Linked DNA regions of Mus musculus: region 2 is linked to region 1. Evidence: chromatin loops called from intact Hi-C (ENCODE). Cell type or tissue: heart. All regions are shown on one strand. Links, peaks and the distances in the headings refer to the core of each region. The heading gives the core; the rest is flanking DNA.

Region 1 (2,922 bases), core at 234-2,733:
GAAATAATTCAGGATGTGGCTAGTTTATAAGCACATTAATCATTCGGCCTTGAAATAAAATGAAGAGGGAAGACATTAATTTACGATATAGAATAATTTCTGCATATAGGATTTGAAAGTTTATGTAAATGTATTTCTTCCAGAGACACCAAGAACATTCCTTTTTCATATTGTAATGTAACTGTGACAAACTTATTGTGAAAACTTGCTTTGCGTGGAAGCTGTTATTCAAAATGTACTTTAAGAATACAAAAAAAAAAAAAAAAAAAAAAAAAGAATACGACTGTGAGCCGGGCGTGGTGGCGCATGCCTTTAATCCCAGCACTCGGGAGGCAGAGACAGGCGGATTTCTGAGTTCGAGGCCAGCCTGGTCTACAGAGTGAGTTCCAGGACAGCCAGGGCAACACAGAGAAACCCTGTCTCGAAAAACCGAAAAAAAAAAAAGACGATTGTTATTTGTACACTTAAAACAATCCAGCTGCTACAAAGAAAACAAGTTAAACATATAGGAAACTAAATAGCAGGGGCAATTTTGATGGGAGTGAAGATAACCCCTTTTACTCTGTTCTCCCAATACCTCTTCCTCAGCTGTCAGACATGTGATAGACAGAAGGGAATAGCTCACCCTTGAAGGCTAAGCTAGGACAGGAGAGAGCTCACAGTGTGTACAACCTTCTTCAGGTGGGGGAGAATGGGAGGGCATGACTTTTGCAAAGTCACATCACTTCATTAAAGGCAAGATGACAGTGTAAACAAAAACTTAAAGGTGTAAAGAAACAAGGTTAGCTCTGGTTTTTTTTTTTCTCTCATTTATTCTAAATCAATAGTTCACAGAATTTAATTTTTTAATTAAAAAAGTTTTAAGCTTTTTAGCAAGCACTGTAGGATAGACTTCTTTCTTTCTCTTCCTTCCTTCCTTCCTCTCTCTCTCTCTCTCTCTCTAAAGATAAAATTGTTTTTATTGGCATGGGCTCTCTTGTGCACGTTCTATTTGTTGTGTATGTGTAGCTATGCATGCGACTTAATTCACCACATGCTCTATTGGTATTGTCTTTCTATTTCTATTTTATTGAAAACGTACTCCCCCCCATACAATGTATCCTGGTTGCTGGGTTCTCTCTCCCCCCCCCCATACAATGTATCCTGGTTGCTGGGTTCTCTCTCCCCCCCCCCATACAATGTATCCTGGTTGCTGGGTTTTCTCTCTCTCTGCTCCCCCCCCCCATTCCTCCCTACCTCCCCTCATGAACTCAGAGACCGCTGACATATGCATGGGCTTGCACTGGTCAACACCAGGTGGTGTCCTAGAGCAGAGAAGCCGTGGACAAAGGCTTCCATCCTTAATCTAGAGGCTTTGCTTGTGATGACCTCACGAGCAAAAATGTTGTCTTCCCCGAGGGAGTCTCATTGAGGAAACAAAATATGCTTAAGAATGGGCTGTGTGCCCAGCAATAGATGGCCCACGGAAAATGGGCTCAAAGGTATCTTTGATGGTTCTTTGTCTCATAATATTATGTCGGGGCTTTTTTCTTTTAATTTTATCCTTTTAATTTTTATAATTACACACACACACACACACACACACACACACACCTCTACAGGTCCTTTCCATATGTATTTTGGCTTCCAGTTTTGTGCTTTCCTGAGCATGCAAACAAATGGTTTTGTGTGTCTTATATCACTTTCTTCTGTATTTTCTTAGGCTCTTTTACCTCAGCTTGTTTTTGAGAATCTTGCTCTATTCTAGAATTATCAGAACTAAAATCACCATGCTTAGAGTTCTTCTCCTCTTCTGTGCCTGTTGATATACAATGAATAAAACAACAACAAAATAAACCTAGGGTGTTTATCCCTGGAGGAGGTATCCATCACTTCTAACTCTTTGACAGGCCACCTGAGCCCCAGCGGAGAGCCCTATCAGAGAAAGTCAATGTTACCAACAGGTTTTTACTCATAATAGAAGTATGTTGAGAGTAGGGGAAAAGTGTGAGAACTTTCTACTTGCTAATCCTGAATTATCTAAGTGTTTCCCCAAGGGACATCTGTTCTTCAGTCTTGTGGCCAGGTACACTATCAGACAGCAGGGAAATGCCAACAACTCCCCCCTGTCACTACCTCTTGTCAAATCAACTTGACAGTTCCCAGGGCAAAATATCCTTTAGCTGTTTTGCACATATCCTCCTACCCTGACAATTTACCACTCAGATCACCCTCTCTTCTGTTATTTAATCTCTCATTTCTGAACACTGCAGCGAGAGACATTTGGTTAAAAAAATAATAAAGCAAAACCAGTCCCCAGGTATGGTGACGGTGCTCTGTCATCTCTGAACTCGGACTCTTAAACAGGTACGTTAAGAAGGCAGCACTATCCATAGTGTGCTGACTTATCCTAGTAATAGCGAATACAGGGGATGTATTCTGCTCAGCAGAAAACACAGCATGTGTGGGGTTCCACGTCTTCTTTTCAACTCTTCCCCTATGTAGTGTCTCCAGAGTAAAGGGACATTCTTTATGGCTGCTCTGATGCATGGTTTTGTCTGTCTAACTATGAAAACAAATTTGTGTTCGGGCAAATTGGCTTTTAGTTACTGTCTACTCAATTGTGTTTGATTTCTCTACAGTGCAGAAGTCCATTAGTGAGTTTTCAAGTCTAAGACTTCAAGGCTATTATGTTCCTTTTAGTGGAAAATATAATTTAAATTTTTTTCCAAAGGAAATGATAGGCTGGCCAGCAGCTGCATGTAGCCAAGAAGAACGGCACTGCATTAAATGCAAGGGCCAAGCCGTAGCACAACAAGCACCCTTTGCATATACTGACCTATGAAAATAAACACCATAGGAACTCATCTTGAAAATATAAAATTGAGTCTTCTGGTAAATGGGATATGATTATACATAAGATGGTCAAATCAAAGGACAGCT
Region 2 (2,922 bases), core at 104-2,603, 240 kb before region 1:
CCCGAAAGGGTGCTAGATGTGTTCCCCTTCGGGTTCTGCTTTCAACACTCAGTGAATGTCAGTTCTTCGAGCAGTTATGCGTTTGTGAAGTAACCACTCCTCACTACTCTCAAAGTCTCTCTCTGTACAAGGCTGACAACAGCATTGATCTGTGGACATAAATACAAATGTTTAGAAGGTGATTTTGCAGGCATACCCTGTTGAGTTAGCAGAATAGAAATAGGGTAGTTCTCAACCGGGGTCTATGAACTTCCTAGCCATGAGATTTTGAGCATACTTTTTGTTCTAGATGTGAAGGCCTCAAATCCAGGCAAAGAGCAGCCAGTTACTCCAATATCAGATTTTCTATTATTGCATAATGACATGCTCTACTGAACGTGTCTTGCCTGGCCCATCAGTGATGTGGAATGCAGGATTCTAGTAAGAGTGTTGATAGTTATTCTCTAGCAGTCTGCAGAACACTTCTTGGCTCTGGAACACTAGCCAGTAGTTAGGAAGTTTCCAGCCTGATGCAAATATTTGACAAAAGTCCCAAAGCATAATCTGGGGGGTGGACAAATTATACTGGCAAAATTCGGTACCCTCCTGTAGAAGAATGAAGATAAATCCATATGCCTATCTCATCAATTCAAAGTGGACTTTAATTTCAAACCTGAAACTGGTCAATGATAACATGACTTCAGGATGCAGGTGTGTGCAAAAACTTGACTGGACAGGTCAAGAAGGAACAAATTGAAGCACATGAAACTGAAAACTTTATGCATAGCAAAGGAAACACAGTAGAGCAAACAGACAGCGTGGAGAAAATGTGTGCCAGCGATCCTTCAGACAGAGGATTAATTTCTATAGTATATATTTTTAAACTGCAAAAAAAAAAGTGAATGTTTCCCCAGTTTGTCAATCAACAAGTGGAACAATGAAACGAATGGGTAGTTCTCACAAGAAGTAATATAAATGACCAATAAATATATTAAAAAACTGATCTCTAGCCTTGTCCATCTGAGAAATGCCAACTAAAACTGCCATGAGTCCATCTCACCTTAATCAGGATGGTTATCATCAAGAAAAGATACAGCAACCTTGGCAAAGAGGTGGGGAAAGAGGAACCCTCCTGCACAGCTGATGGAGGTTTACTAGCCAGTATGGAAGTCGTATAGCACTGTCTCAGAAAGTTAACATTGTAACGATTGTGACCACTGTCTGGGCATGTAGCCAGAGGGTACTGAATCCCAGAGACGCTTGCAGGTCTGCATTTAAGACTGACTTATTCACAACAGCAAAGAAATCTCAATCAGCCTTTGTAAACATATGGATAACGAAAATGAGGCTACATTTTACATATACACAATGGGGCTTTATTTAGCCACAGACAACGTTCTGAATCCTCAGTAAAATGGATGGAACTGAAACACGTAAGTGTGGGAACAGTCTCAGAAAGACCAACACCACTGGTTCTTTCAAAGGTCTTATTTTAGTTTTGTATATTTTGTATGCATACATTTATGAAAATGAGGAAGGTATGTGCTAGGAAATTAGGAATGGGTTCATGAGAGGGGGAAAAATACTTTCAGCAGATAACATTTTAGCAAATGCTATCTAGGTGAACTTCTCCAAAAGTCATTGACTGGGATGTTAGTGTTGTAATACTGCACTCTAGCCACTAGCTGGCACTGTATATCTGCTCTCACTGTGGCCAGAGCCAGGTGAGATAATTCCAGCTATTCCATAGTTTTAGCTGTCACCTACCTAGGGAAACCAGAGGCCCGTGGAAGCTTTCCGCTTACAAGTCTCTTAAATACAGTGCCTCAGAAGGAAAAAAATCCATGTCCAGAAGGAAAAGAATATGCATGCTTAAGTGAACACCTCAATAATGATGCCATTCACTTAATGATGCCTCCCGGCAAAGGAGGGCAGCAACAGCGGAGCGAATGTGAGCATACAGGGGTTTATATGTGAAAATGCCACAATAAAACTCACTTTTATATACTAGCTAAATAAAAAATGGCATGATATTTCTGCCAATATAGGTTATGTGAAGACTACATTGTTATCTTCACTCATCCTGGTTTAAGTGTTAGGAATGTTTGGATGGGATTATATGTGTGTGAAACACGTGGAGTTCCCGTTCAATTGGATGAGAAGAGTCCAGTCACCGGGGCTCTTTATGTTATGGCCAAGGAGCTGGTTTACACTTGTGTCTTCTAACTGCGTTTTCTGTACTCATTACCGAAGATAAAACACGTGTGTTTAACTGAACAGGGTCTTCTTCATCAAGTAAGAAGAGTAAGGAAGCGAAATGGTGATCCAGACAGTGAGGCTTGGATCCGGTCGGGAATATTTGTAAAATTTCATAAAAGAGCATACATTCATGGCTAAAAAGGGAAAACAAGAGTCAACCTACTGATCACTTAAACGACATGCAAATTAAGCTCGAGGAGATAGGCGACTGCAAAAAGCAGAACACGGAGTCACCTTGCATACATCCAAGACCAGTTTATCAAATGACCTTAGAAAACTGATTACTGTAAACCCCTAAGCAGTGGACCCATCCCTGGGTATATGTGTGAGAGGAGTTAGGGTCTGTCCGGCAAAGGGCACAAAACTTCAGAGCAGAGTTTTCGACATTACTACAGTAAACTGGAACCAATCCCTATAGGCTCTTGGGGGGTAGGAAATACATAAATTATAGTCCAGCTGCACGCTAATAATATTAAATAGCACTGAGGACAAGCCAGCACTCACCAGTGTGGGCTCAGGGAACACGGTGGGAGAGGGGCAGGAGCTTGTAAGAGCCAGAAGATCAGAGAATCTGCTGCTGTGAGATCGAGTGTCCTGGAAATGAACGGAAGATTCACCCATGAGATCACAGCAATATGGCTACCAAATGAGACTGAGCAAGGAGACGCCTATGGAAGAGCTAAC

Evidence for each region. A loop is a pair of places that touch in the nucleus more often than their neighbours do. Peaks named below come from ENCODE experiments on the same cell type or tissue, not always from the same donor. Only the 100,000 strongest peaks of a DNase experiment are listed, where the experiment ranks them.
Region 2: it touches region 1 in a loop (2.0-fold over the local background); 2 of 42 quality-filtered maps call a loop at or near these places.

Annotation. Positions count from the first base shown.
Region 1 is chr15:90,490,482-90,493,403 of GRCm38, forward strand. The region is part of intron 19 of Cpne8 (copine VIII); the gene reads right to left. Among named protein-coding and RNA genes, the nearest start is that of Gm36480, 140 kb to the left of the region's middle. In heart, for the core only: a CTCF peak has its summit at 1,318; no DNase peak of the experiment used is centred there.
Region 2 is chr15:90,248,181-90,251,102 of GRCm38, forward strand. No RefSeq gene overlaps it. Among named protein-coding and RNA genes, the nearest start is that of Mir7648, 25 kb to the left of the region's middle. In heart, for the core only: a CTCF peak has its summit at 1,646; no DNase peak of the experiment used is centred there.